Linked DNA regions of Homo sapiens: all the other regions are linked to region 2. Evidence: chromatin contacts called from ENCODE Hi-C or POLR2A ChIA-PET data. All regions are on one chromosome and are shown on one strand. Each heading gives the region's core, a stretch centred on a gene start or an enhancer-like site at or near the end of the contact. The rest is flanking DNA. Distances are from core to core; before and after follow the strand shown.

Evidence for each region. Hi-C counts contacts between places; a loop is a spot of excess contacts on that map. ChIA-PET counts read pairs that join two places held with the same protein, here RNA polymerase II (POLR2A). Pooled maps may share reads with other maps.
Region 1: a loop to region 2 is called in a map of chondrocyte, with 3 times the contacts of the local background. The contact joins the promoter of GPNMB here to the promoter of MALSU1 in region 2. A Hi-C loop is called at or near these places in 2 of 168 maps with a recorded cell type or tissue (chondrocyte and transverse colon) and 7 of 50 pooled maps. POLR2A ChIA-PET finds 5 or more read pairs at or near these places in 4 of 52 experiments (B cell, MCF 10A, PC-9 and 1 more).
Region 3: a map of PC-9 shows a loop between it and region 2 (3-fold over the local background). The contact joins the enhancer-like site here to the promoter of MALSU1 in region 2. A Hi-C loop is called at or near these places in 15 of 168 maps with a recorded cell type or tissue (B cell, CD4-positive, alpha-beta T cell, CD4-positive, alpha-beta memory T cell and 11 more), 8 of 37 single-sample maps with no recorded cell type and 23 of 50 pooled maps. POLR2A ChIA-PET finds 5 or more read pairs at or near these places in 27 of 52 experiments (A549, B cell, BJ and 23 more).

Annotation. Positions count from the first base shown.
Region 1 is chr7:23,245,398-23,249,700 of GRCh38, forward strand. It overlaps GPNMB (glycoprotein nmb), which reads left to right and starts at 1,378. Exons shown (of 11, transcript NM_002510.3): 1 at 1,378-1,530. The coding sequence starts at 1,461. RefSeq lists an enhancer at 2,830-2,949.
Region 2 is chr7:23,296,791-23,301,145 of GRCh38, forward strand. MALSU1 (mitochondrial assembly of ribosomal large subunit 1) reads left to right here and starts at 2,549. Exons shown (of 4, transcript NM_138446.2): 1 at 2,549-2,818; 2 at 4,049-4,227. The coding sequence starts at 2,563. RefSeq lists an enhancer at 2,366-2,855.
Region 3 is chr7:23,332,552-23,337,034 of GRCh38, forward strand. The region is part of intron 10 of IGF2BP3 (insulin like growth factor 2 mRNA binding protein 3); the gene reads right to left. Among named protein-coding and RNA genes, the nearest start is that of MALSU1, 35 kb to the left of the region's middle. RefSeq lists a silencer at 3,119-3,413. Within about 2 kb of position 2,085, at least 14 of the 41 ENCODE cell types and tissues checked have a DNase peak (open chromatin) inside an H3K27ac peak, as active enhancers do; they include PC-3, PC-9, Panc1 and 1 more, where a contact is called at or near this core.

The DNA.
Region 1 (4,303 bases), core at 128-2,627, 53 kb before region 2:
TGAATAATGTGTTCCTTTCGTTGTTTTCCCCTTCATATTTGCTGCAAAGGCTGTAAAAGGCACTCTACAGAGTTGTTTGCCGCCTTAGGGATGGAAGTCAGCCACTCCTGCTGTATGGATTTTAGTTTCATAGGCTATTTCCATTCCTCCTTGACACACTGAACCATAAATCAATACCCCAAGTTTTACCCTCACCTGCAACCAAGGTTTCTACTGCACTGAAAATGGCCATGTGAATGTGAGTTTGAGAAAGGTCACATATGGTAAAGTTTTCATGTTGCCACATTTTCTGCATACTCTGTAACCAGGAATGATTTGACTGTATAAATTTATCTTACAGACACACTTGTTTGTACATTTAATGCCTGCTTTCTATAATATGAAAAAATACACAGAACGTTTTATGCAATTGGCTCTGAGTAATGCAACACATAAATGCTTTGAGAGCAGTTACCAAAAATTATGCAGGTTATTACAAAAGTTATATGGAATTGCACAGATATTCTAAATGTGCTTTTGAGTAAATTTCTCAGCTACCAGAGGCCTGGGCAGCTGTTTCCAGCACATCCTGGCACAACATTCATGTTATCATCCACTTATGTATTCCACAATTTCAAATGATTGATAAGACACCTCCCCCATCTTTGCTTCCTCTTGGAGGAAAAAAATATACAAGCAATCACGAGCACAGGAGCAGGTGGACAACTACATCTTAGGAAAGGGTGCGTAACTGTGAACTCTAAACGTGAGCTGGGTGCCTGATGCAGTATAGGAACCACAGTAAGTCGATAATCAGTGAGGCTGGAGGATTGAAATTTTATTTGGTAAAGAATATTGAGCCAGGCGCGGTGGCTCATGCCTGTAATCCCAGCACTTTGGGAAGCCGAGGCGGGCAGATCACAAGGTCAGGAGATCGAGACCAGCCTGGCCAACATAGTGAAACCTGCCTCTACTAAAAATACAAAAAATTAGCCGGGCATGGTGGCGGGCACCTGTAATTCCAGCTACTCAGGAGGCTGAGGCAGGAGAATGGCTTGAACCTGGGAGGTGGAAGTTGCAGTGAGCTGAGATCGTGCCATTGCACTCCAGCCTGGGAGACAGTGTGAGACTCCATCTCAAAAAAAAAAAATGAATATTGAAATAGAGTCTATAGGAAAAAAACTCCTTGAATCTAGTAAATGTGGAATCACAAAATTGAAATAATGTGCATCTGAAAAGTGAATAAATAGATGCCAAGAAGGAGTGAGTCATAAGCACATGAGTTGTAAGAGGTTGAACTTGAGAGACCAGATCAGGCAGTGCCGCTTAATACCATCACATGATCCTCCCCGAGGCCCTGTATTTAATTAAAATAGAGAGGGAGGCACCACAGATGCCAGAAGAACACTGTTGCTCTTGGTGGACGGGCCCAGAGGAATTCAGAGTTAAACCTTGAGTGCCTGCGTCCGTGAGAATTCAGCATGGAATGTCTCTACTATTTCCTGGGATTTCTGCTCCTGGCTGCAAGATTGCCACTTGATGCCGCCAAACGTGAGTAACCCTTAATTTCTATGTTTAACCCATTCTCTGGCCATTGGCTGAAATGATGGCTAATAATATCCTCTGAACTAGAGGTTGGACTGAAGTTCTTCAGGAAGCTTTCATCTCTGGCTCACTCATCTCTTCTTCTGCAAACTGTTGGGAAGGCTGAAACTACAGCAAAATGCCTCCAGCTCCATTCTTTGCTTTCGGCTCATGGAAAGTAAAAACTATGCTGCCCTTCTCTTGTGAAGCTTCTTTTCCATTGCAATTGCAACCCATTCTTGCCAGACAGTGGTTGGGGGAGGGTTGGACAGCCTCCGGCCACAGAACAAAGCAACTCCACCAACTAAACTATGTCCAGCTTCCATCCAAAAGGGTGGAGACCTCACATGAAATGGGGTCTCCAATCTGGAGGCAAATTTACGAATCTCCCCAGCCCTGAAGCTATTGCTCCTCCTGCGGGGCTTCCTCACAGACCTGCAGGAGCTTGCTGGGAGAGGAGCTGAAGCCCAGGCTCTCTACCCTGGTCAGGCAGGAGAGGCCAGGGCATTTTTAACAATACTGATACCCACGCAATGAAACCGGAATCTTTGGGAGTGGGGTCAGAGGATCCTTGTTTTAAAAGTTCCTCTTGGGATCTGCCTATGCAGCCAGGGTCCAGACCACTGAAGCAGTGTGCAGATTCGCGAGAGGAAGAGAGCTGAGCCGCTGTAACCCTGGGCCTGGGATTGCGGGGACGGGACGGGTGGGAAGCGGCCAAAGGCGCAGCGGCTTCTGGTCAGAGCCGCAGAGGCCTGAGACGTGGGCCGCGCCCCGGCCCAGGAGACCCCGCGGCCGCGCCCTAACCCTCAGTCTCCCGACTGCGACTGCGACCCGGGAAAACGCCTACGTTTTTGGAAAGGAAGTCCCATCACAGGGAGCTGACCCGGTGTCAGCGCGCAGCACGTTCCCGGCCCGCAGTGCGCCGCGCGTCCTCCTAGCAGCCCGCGGAGCCCGGCACTGTGATGGTCCCGCTTCCCACACGAGGCCACGGGCCACAGAGTGGGCAAGGAACTCGCCCCAAGCCACACAGCGGGTAAGTTGAGGAGGCAGCCTTCCATCCCGACCTCTGTCCTTCCTGCCCGGGTTTGGGGTTGGACAGGCTCGGGCTCCCCGCCAGCCTAGGGGCTGGGTCTCCAGTGGCTTTGCTCCATTTCCTCATTTCCTTCAAAACGAGGAGTTTTCGTTTCCTCATTTGCAAAACTGGGTAATTGTGTTCTTGTGAGATCAGCTGCTTGGCGTGAGAGACGTGCATGGTGGGGATTGTTCCTACGGAGGCAGACCTGCACCCACCCTCAGGATACCTCCCAGGACAGGCTACTTTAAAGACGAAGGAACACAGAATAGACCCGATGGGGGACACCTGCTATTATTCCACCCTCTTTCACCAGTCCACTTCGCTCTGCTCAATAAAACAGATTAGCAGGAGGCCGAATCAGCGCTGTCAGCTCGAGAGGAGTCCTCAGCCTCTTGGGCAGTGTAACAAAACCCAGCCATTCACCAGGTTCACCTTGCTCTGGACTAAATATTCTGCCCAGAAAAAAATAAGGGCAGGCAGAATGTAGCAGTGTATCAAGCACTAAAGATTTCCTACCATTTTCCATTCGTAGCCCTGAAGGAAGGAGAAAGTGTGGACAAGGTAGGTGGAGGCAGCCCAGCCACCACCTCTCTGCTGGTGGACACAGCAAGGATGCCAAAGTGTGGAGGCAGAGTCGGCTGCAGCACTGGGTGCGACCTCAAATTTACCTTCACATTGATTGCCCCCAAAACCCACCCCCACAGGCTTTTATTTTTCTTTTAAAATCTGCTTACTATTGGGTTTTTTTTTTTTTAATCAATTTTTTTAGAGACAGGGTCTTACTCTCACCCAGGCTGGAGTGCAGTGGTGTGATCACAGCTCACTGCAGCCTCCAACTCCTGGGCTAAAGGTGATCTTCCACCTCAGCCTCCTGAGTAGCTGGGACCACAGGCACGTGCCACCACACCCAGATAATTTTTGTATTTTTTGTAGAAATGGGATCTTACTACATTGCCCAGGCTGGCCTCAAACTTCTGGGCTCAGTCCTCCCTTGGCCTCCCAGAATGCTAGGACTACAGGCATGAGCCACCTTATCCGGATGGGTTTATTTTATTTTTTAAATTTTTGTAGAGACAGGGTTTTGCCATGTTGCCCAGGCTGGTCTGGAACTCCTGGGCTCAGGCAATCGCCCACCCTCAGCCTTCCAAAGTGTTGGGATTACAGGCATGAGCCATTGCATCCGGCCTTTATTTTTAAATTCAACTTTTTATTGTGAGGTATTTATAGATTCACATACTGTTGTAAGAAATAATACAGAGAGATCCCCATGCACCCTTTACCTGGTTTGCCCCAGTGGTATCATCATGCAAAACAGGACATCACAGCCCAGATATTGACATTGATACAGTGAAAACACAGCAGAGCTCCATCACCAAAGTATTCTCATGGCTATAGATGTATAGCCAAATCTACTTCCCTCTTTCCAAACCTCACCCAGTCCCTGGCAACCACTAATCTGGTTTCCATTTTTATCATTTTGTAATTTCCAAAATTCTATACAAATGGAATTATCCAGTATGTAACCTTTTGAGATTTGCTTTTTTTAAAACCCAACATAATTTCCTGGAACTTTATTGATTTATTGAAGTAACTGCATCAATAGTTTGTTCCTCTTTGTCACAGAGTAGTATTCCATGGTATGGATGTACCACAGTTTGCTTAACC
Region 2 (4,355 bases), core at 1,299-3,798:
CCATTTCCTCTCCATGAGGTCAATTTGTAGACAGATACTAATTTCCATATGATTACTACATGCCAAGCACTATGGTATATAATTTGTGCTGCATATTTTATCCAATTTTTCGAGACTCTGTGAAGAAGGTATCATTCCCTCATTTTACAGATGAGGAAACTGAGGCTCAGATTAAGAACTTCAATAGTACACTGCTAATAAACAGAAGAGGTGGAATTAAATCTAAGTCTTTTCTAGTGGGGTATCATGCAGTCAAACATAAATGTTAAAGACATTTATGAACAAAGGGATGAGGGGTTTCTGAGGGGCCATCTGAGAGAGTAGGGGGAGATATCTTAATGCTTAAGGTATGTCTTACAGAGTGAGTCTGAGTTTGTCATATGAAAAAATGGGAAAAGGGTGCTCTAAAAAGAGTAGTGGCCAAGCACGGTGGCTCACACCCGTAATCCCAACACTTTGGGAGGCTGAGGCGGGTGGATCACTTGAGGTCAGGAGTTTGAGACCAGCCTGGCCAACATGGTGAAACCCCGTCTCTACTAAAAATACAAAAATTAGCTGGGGGTGGTGGCACGTGCCTGTAATCCCAGCTATTTGGGAGGCCGAGGCAGGAGAATTGCTTGAACCCTGGAGGCAAAGGTTGTGGTGAACCGAGATGGTGCCACTGCACTCCAGTCTGGGTGACAGAGCGAGACTCCATCTCAAAAAAAAAGTATATGCAAAGCTTGGCATTGAAAGGATATGGTGAGGTTGCCAGGCATGGTGGCTTATGCCTATACTCACAGCTACAGTGGGGTAGATTGCTTAAGGCCAGGAGTTTGAAACCAGCCTGGGCAACATAGTGAGATCCTGTCTTTAAAAAAATTAAAAACAAAAATTAGCTGGCCATGGTTCCACATGCCTGTAGTCCTAGCTAATTGGGAGGCTAAGGCAGGAGCACCGCTTGAGCCCAGGAGTTTGAGGATGTAGTTAGCTATGATTGTGTGACTGTACTCCAGTCTGGGTGACAAGAGTAAGACCCCATCTCTTTAAAAAATAAAAATAAAAAAGGGTATGGTGAGTTTGAAAAACAGCAAAAAGCAGATAAAGCGAAAATGATTGTAGTTGATAGAAGGGCAGCATGGAGGATGAAAAGAGTAGAAACAGACTGGAGACAGGAAAGCCAGGTAGGAGGCAGTCTCTGTAATTAGGCAAGAACTAATGAGGGTGTGGACTAAGGAAGAAACAGTGGAAATGAAGACAAGAAGCTGAACTCACAGAAACATTTTGGAGGTCACATAAGCAGGATTTTGACAACAGATTCGTTTGTTGTATGAAGATCCTGGACTGAATGAAGTCTAGGGTTTGGGAGTTTTGAAGGGATAATGACCCATTAAATGAGCTGGCAAATACAGGTGGTAAAGCAGGTCTGGGATGTTCAGAGAAGGGTGGGAACACGGAATGGATGCCAGAAGCTGGGAGAAAAGCCAAGTTCATGCCTGTGGAAAAATGGAATTGAGGATGGGGCTAAAATTGGACAGAGGAAACTTAATCTGTAATGTTTTTCTTCTTTTCAAAAATAACTTGAAGTGGTTGTACATATCTGGTGTGATATACACAAATGCTTAATTTCTCTATTTTTAAAAAACTTCCCAAAATTAGTGCTTGGAATTATTTAAAATAATGTAGCAAACATTTTTGGAGTGCCTGCTATGTGTCTGGCACTGTTTCAGGCATTTGAAATATTTGCTCTCTATGAAGCCTTCCTTTCAGCAGTTAGCAGGCCTGGAGTTCAGAAGCCAGAAACTGGCTTCTGATTCTGACGCAGTCAGTAAGTGTATGACCTGGGCAAGTTGCTTCCCTGCGGCGTCCCACGCCCCCAAAACCCCCCACCCCCCCACCCGTGCCAGGAATCTATCGCAGTTCTCAAGTCCTGTGACTTAATACCGCAGCTGGCACCTCAGAATTCCTTATTCTTACAGAGCTGGTCCCCACAGTACCGCCCCTGGGCGTAAACTCCTCCATACAGGGAGTGTAGATGATGGGCTGACCTAAGAACGGTTTCCAAATGGTCCTTTACACCTCTGCCTCCCACCCCACTCTAGCCCAGGATAACAGATTTTCCTCGCGCAATTTCAAATTTGCAAGGGAATCTTGAATATTTTCTGGTAATGAGAGAGGGTAGATTATATGTCCTAATCCCAGCCTAATCAGATTAACAGCAACTTCTGGACATTCAGTACCAGGAACTGTTTTAGGTGCTGTGGAGAGAAGAGTTAAAAATGAAACAAAAATTATTGCCTTCATGAGCCTCACATTAGTGGACAGAGTCCAAAAAAAAAGTGACAACGTAATGCGCTACTGCGACACAAAGCAAAGCAAGGTGGGCAAGCAACACTAGTTCTTTATTCCCGCACGCCCTAATCCCCAAGTAGCTCTTCCGGGTCACTGCAGTCTTCACGGGCTCCAGACTCCGCCCATGGTCCGTCCTTCAGGCCTTGACTCCGCCCACGCATCGACGTAGAATTTCCCGGCCGGGCTCCATGAAGTACCACCCACCCGCGACGCCGACGCAAGGCTGCTGCTATGGGGCCGGGCGGCCGTGTGGCGCGGCTGCTCGCCCCACTAATGTGGCGCAGGGCGGTTTCCTCGGTGGCGGGGTCCGCGGTTGGAGCCGAGCCCGGGCTTCGGCTGCTGGCCGTGCAGCGGCTTCCCGTAGGAGCAGCGTTCTGCCGGGCTTGCCAGACCCCAAACTTTGTCCGCGGCCTGCACAGCGAGCCTGGGCTGGAGGAGCGGGCGGAGGGGACGGTCAACGAGGGACGCCCAGAATCGGACGCGGCAGGTACGGGCGTGGAGAAGAACGAAGGCGACCCTCTCCGGGCAGTCTGGAGTCAGGTCCCAGCCAAGGTGGCTCTGGGTTCCCCTCTATGTGCATTTCTCTTGGAGTCACAAAACTCCTGCACATCCAGAGCTGGAAGGGACTTCAAAGGTTGTTGGCGCCAACCTTCCCGTTTCACAGTGAAGAAATTGAGGGCAAGAGATGAACTGCAGAATCCCAGCCTCCCGGACGGCCATCTCCCACCCTTGGCATCACAGTCTCACCGTCCTCACTTCCTTTTACCCTCTTCCTAGGATCCTGGGAAATGGGTTTGTGGGGACTGTTGGGGCTTGAGGATTCTGAGGAGCCAGGGTCTGGGTGCGAAGGGGTGCGTAGGAAGCGCCAGTAGGAGATGGGTCCAAGTTAATATCCTCTAGTTATTGCTGACGTTTTTAGAAACTTAAGAATGGTAAACAGATCACATCTAAGAATGTAGAGTATGAGAGGGAGAGGCCTTAGTGGGCTTAGCTACTAGGTCCTTTGGAGTCGGCTTTAGAACTTGGGCGAGCTTTTAAATTTACAGCCTGTAATACTCCAAGCTGAAGATCAGAATATCTAAATCTTTACGGGAAAAAAAATTAGATTTTCATAGGTAACAGTTGTTAATAACCCGGTGGTTTTATATGAAAACTGGAAGGTTCAAAATAATAATTACTCAAAAATGTAGCTCTTTCAGTGACTGATCTTAGGCCACAGTAATTCTCCTAGGCCTCAGTTTCTTCATCTCTCAACTGAAGGTTGTGGACCAGATACTGCCTAAGAGCCCTTCCAGCTCACAATTCTGTGACCCGTTATGACTGAGATTCAATTTAATATGCTCCAGGATATCACCTCCTACCCATTTTGTGGTGCTGTTTTTCTTTGCACAGCATTTCTGTGATTGTGGTGTATTGCTCCTTTTAAGTATTAGTAGAAAGTCATTTGTCACTGGTGTCTGGTTCTACTTGCATATGGTTAATAGCGAAGGATGTATAGTGGCTCTGCGTAATCTGAGCACCCTGACCATAAAAGTTGAGCGGTGCTATGATACTACTGCCCAGGTTCACCTTCCAGGAGGCCTTTACCCTGCTATCTGTAAAAACACTTTGGATCTAAACACCCTCATGGAGGAACAGTCAGCTGCCGGCATCTCTGGGTGCATACACGTCTATCTGCTTGGCCATCCTGATACAAACAACTATTTGTGCATTTCAGATCATACTGGTCCCAAGTTTGACATCGATATGATGGTTTCACTTCTGAGGCAAGAAAATGCAAGAGACATTTGTGTGATCCAGGTTCCTCCAGAAATGAGATATACAGATTACTTTGTGATTGTTAGTGGAACTTCTACCCGACACTTACATGCCATGGCCTTCTACGTTGTGAAAATGGTAGGATGCTTTCTTTTCTCTTTTGGACCATTAACTGAGTGGAATAGTGACAGTGCATCAGGCCAAGGAGCAACACTTAGAGGGTAAACCCATCATACAAAGTTACAGAAGAAGCCCAAATTTTCAGA
Region 3 (4,483 bases), core at 835-3,334, 35 kb after region 2:
CTGTCCTGCACAGCTTGGCCAGATCACTTCTGTTTCTCTTCACCAACAAAGAACACAAAATAAAATTATTTCATTCTTCACTATTTAAGTCAGAAGAACAGCATCTCTCTTTGGAAGATACTATATAACTCACAGCCCCCAGTGTGTCACACAATTACCATGTGTCATTTATCCCTTTATGGCCTTTTTTATTTTATAACTGGATAGACCAAGTGAATTAATGCCAACACTGACTATCAACTGTGCTCAATGTTAGCATTACTTCATCATTCTGGTCCTTGTATCAAGACCATTAAGTTAATCTTGACCATTTTAAAAAAAATTAAGGGTGGGATCTAAATATTTTATCTCACTAAGAATGTCCGTATTATGTTCTTCTGAACAATATACTTGGGGGAAGCTGGTGGTGATAAAGACCTTTTCAATGGTCAAACTAAACCTAATGTGTAACTTTCCCAGATTTACCCCACAGTATTTTGTCATGACTGTGTAATTATTTGTTTCCTGGGCTTTGTTCCAAAAAGAATTTTATGCTGCTTATAAAATACACATAATCTGTAAAGATAAAACAAAGGAGGTGAAGAAATAAGAGCATAGGGAACTGAACACTCAAGATAAGATGAAGCCAAAAATGCTGTTATACAAATCTGGCTTTAAGCTTCCTCGCAGCTAATTTTTTAAAAAGTTAGTTGCATGATTTCCCATGACTATGAGAGAAAAACTATTCATTTACTTATTAAAAAATGACTATTCCTGGTACTGGTTTCAGAGAGCAATTCCTAAATATCCCCAGAGAACACTAATGTAGCAGCATCCTCCTCAGAGTGAAAGCCTGGCCCGAACATGCATGTGTCTTAGCCTGGAACACGTCCAAGGCTGCTGTTGTGAGAAACAAAAACAAAGTTATCTTTCTGACATAGTGATGAAGGGCTGTCCATGTTCTTGTTTTGCTGATGAGAAATAACAAACCCAAAATGAAGCTTAAGCATAAACTTAAGAGAAATGTTGTGTGAAGCTTTGGAAAAGGAATAGTGGCCAGTAGATAAGGGTCAAAAGGACCAAAATGTAACAGAAAAAAAGGGCACATACATGAAGAATCAATGTGTAGACTTTAAAATGTCCTATCCTGGAATGAAAACAGAAGCAACAGAACTTGTCAAATAGAAGCAGCAGAGTTAGAAGCAAACTAAGTGTTTTTCCACACCAGGAGATGCTGCCCTAGAATGACAGACAATGATGTGTGCTGTTGGCAATCATGTCTTGAAGAAAAGTTGACTCATCAGATGTCTGAGGCTTGGTGAAGACATTTCTGAACGTCGTCCAATTCCCTTTGCTCCAATTTCCTATCCATGAAGCATCTTCTTAACCAAAGATTACTTTTCAAGAAAATTTTCCTCTGGGAATGTAAGGCAGCTCACATAAATATGCTGTCAACTTTTGCCAATCATTAAATTGGCTCTCTGGTACACTTCATTCTTATATGGGATTCAGAATAAGCCATGAGCCGGGTGCTGTGGTTCACGCCTGTACTCCCAGCACTTTGGAAGGCTGAGGCGGGCGGATCCCTTGAGGTCAGGAGTTCGAGACCAGCTGGGCTGATATGATGAAACCCCATCTCTACTAAAAGTACAAAAATTAGCTGGGCACGTGACTGTAATTCCAGCTACTCAGGAGGCTGAGGCAGGAGAATCGCTCGAATCTGGGAGGTGGAGGTTACAGTGAGCCAAGATCATGACACTGCACTCCAGAGCCTGGGCAACAGAGCGAGACTCTGTCTCAAAAAATAAAAAAGAAAAGAAATCGAGACTAAAATAAGCCTATGCTAGAACAAGCCTGTGTCAGGATTTGGACACCCCAAATAGGCAGATAATTTAAATTTTTACTTGCAAAACTCAGCAGGCAGAGCAAAAGTTATAAGCCTTTTTCACCTGAATTTAAGTCTATGAGACCTAGGTTGGAAAAGGCCCATTAGCGTTACCCAGTCTTGTTACACATTCCTTCCATTTAAGTTAAGGTCTAGTTGCATTGTCTGAACCTTTTCTTGGATACATTCTTTGGGACTGAAGGATGTTCACAGGACATAAGCTGCTTCCCAATGGATTTGTGCCAGATGCCTATCGGCAAAACTTCCTTTGGACTTCTTGGCAGACTCTCAACTACGGCTTGAAATAACAGAAGAACAAAGCTGCTCAACTGAAAGTTTGCATAACTGGTGAAGTCTGCCAATGAGTAATTCCTAATCATCTATCGTGAAGACATACAAGTATGAGCAAACAGTAAGGTTAAGTGTATTTACTTTGTGGGGGACAAAATCTAAGACATCACAAAGGCATGGAGACATGCATGTCAGCCAACATGATCAGCCTCCAGGTACCTGGAAGGATGCCACGGTTTCCCTTTGGCTTGTAAAATAGATACTCCTGGGTTTTTTTGTTGTTGTTTTTAAATGGATTTTGGTCTGGAACTGAAACTAAGTTTACTCAACTCCATGACCTGAACAAAATATTGAAGTCTTTAACATTAAAAAAAAAAAAAAAAAAAAAAAGGCAAAGAAAGTTTTTCACCATAACTAGATAACCAAGGCTTCTCAGAGATAATAAATGTGCACAGTGAGTTACTTACTTAGAAATTGTTTACCAACAAAAGAGTTGCACCCACTGTGAGAAATCTTAAGGAGGAAGACTAAGAGACTCCCTGAAACACTCATCTGATTTAAAAAATTCCTTCCAACTCATAATTTTTTTTTTTTTGGACAAGGTCTCACTCTGTCACCCAGGCTGGAGTGCAGTGGCTCAATCACGGATCACTGCAGCCTTGACCTCCCTGGGCTCAGGTGATCTTCCTACTTTAGCCTTCCAAGTAGCTGGGATAGGCAAAGGCCACCACCCCCGGCTAATCTAAAAAAGTTTTTTTTTTTTTGTAGAGACAGAGTTCTCCCTATGTTGCCCAGCCTGATCTCAAGCAATCCTCTTACCTTGGCCTCCCAAAGTGCTGGGATTACAGGCATAAACCACCGCGCCTGGCCCTTTGTTTCTTAAAGAGTACCTTAAGCCTAAAAAAGTGCTAATCTCTCTTGCCTCTTTCATAAGCAGAAAGCTAGCCATTTTAAGATTACACTATCATTTTGGAGACTTCTGAGAAGACTCCAAAGAGGCTATCAAAACTGAAGCCAGCAGCCCTTGGGATTACTTCTGCCAATCCAACTGTATGCTGCCAAGACCATCCAGCTAAGGCGACACGCACTATGCCAATTCCAGCTCTTGCTCTGCTTCACTAGCTGCCAATTCCTTCTTCCCTACTGTTTGAGCATTTCTGAAAGGCGCGTTTCCTGTCATTTATAAACTCGAAGTTTGCCAGTTAAGTACTGTACGAGCCAGCTGCTAGGCAGGAACTAGAGACTTTTTGTCTGTTGGAAGAACCAACTCTTTGGCTCTGGGGAGACTCAACCTGGCAAGTTCTGGGAAGAAGAGAATATTGTGGGGGAACTAGTAGGCAAAGTTCTAGAATGGAATAGAGGCAAGGGATTTATCCAAAGAAGAGATGCATCATTTCTACTTTCATGCTACAAAGCAGGAATGAGAAAACATGAGTAGAGAAATGCAACAATTCTAAAAGAAAAAGGAAGTAGTATATATTAAAAAAAAAAAATTATTTGAAACATTTAGCCATCAAAACCTACTTCTTGACAGGCAATATACATTTAAAATAAAAGCAGAAGTTCACTGTTAACCTACAAGACATCAAGGATAAACACGATCTTAGTACGTAATCTGTGATAGCTTCAAAGGAACAGCAAGCTTCTCATCAGCAAGTATAGATACCAGAATGCAGTTCAGGAACAGTTTAAAAGTGCTGAGAGCAAAATGCCCGTCCATCTTTAACTTTCTAAACCATTTTTTTTTTTTTTTAAATAACATCATAGACCCTCACAAACATAAAACAGTATGTTCTTTTTTTCTCTTCTTTTTTTTTGAGACAGAGTCTTGCTTAGTCACCCAGGCGGGAGTGCAGTGGCACGATCTCGGCTCATTGCAACCTCCACCTCCTCGGCTCATCGCAACGCCTGGTTGTTATCATTGCTTCTTTTTGGCTTCATTTTTCTTGCTAAAGAATAGGCCGGCTGCAGTGGCTCACGTCTGTAATCCCAGCACTTTGGGAGGCCGAGATGGGTGGATCACTTGAGGTCAGGAATTCGAGACCAGCCTGGCAAACATGGTAAAACCCTGTCTCTAATAAAAATACAAAAATTAACCAGGCATGGTGCTGCGCACTTGTAATCCCAGCTACTCGGGAGGCTGAGGTATGAGAATCACTTGAACCCAGGATGCGGAGTTTGCAGTGAACCGAGATTGCGCCACCACACTCCACCCTGGGTGACAGGGCAAGACTCTGTCTCCAAAAGAAAAAAAAAAAAGAAGCAATGATAAGCAAAGAAACTGGTAAAGCTTTGGGAAATTTACTGCCTTTAAAAACAATAGTTTAT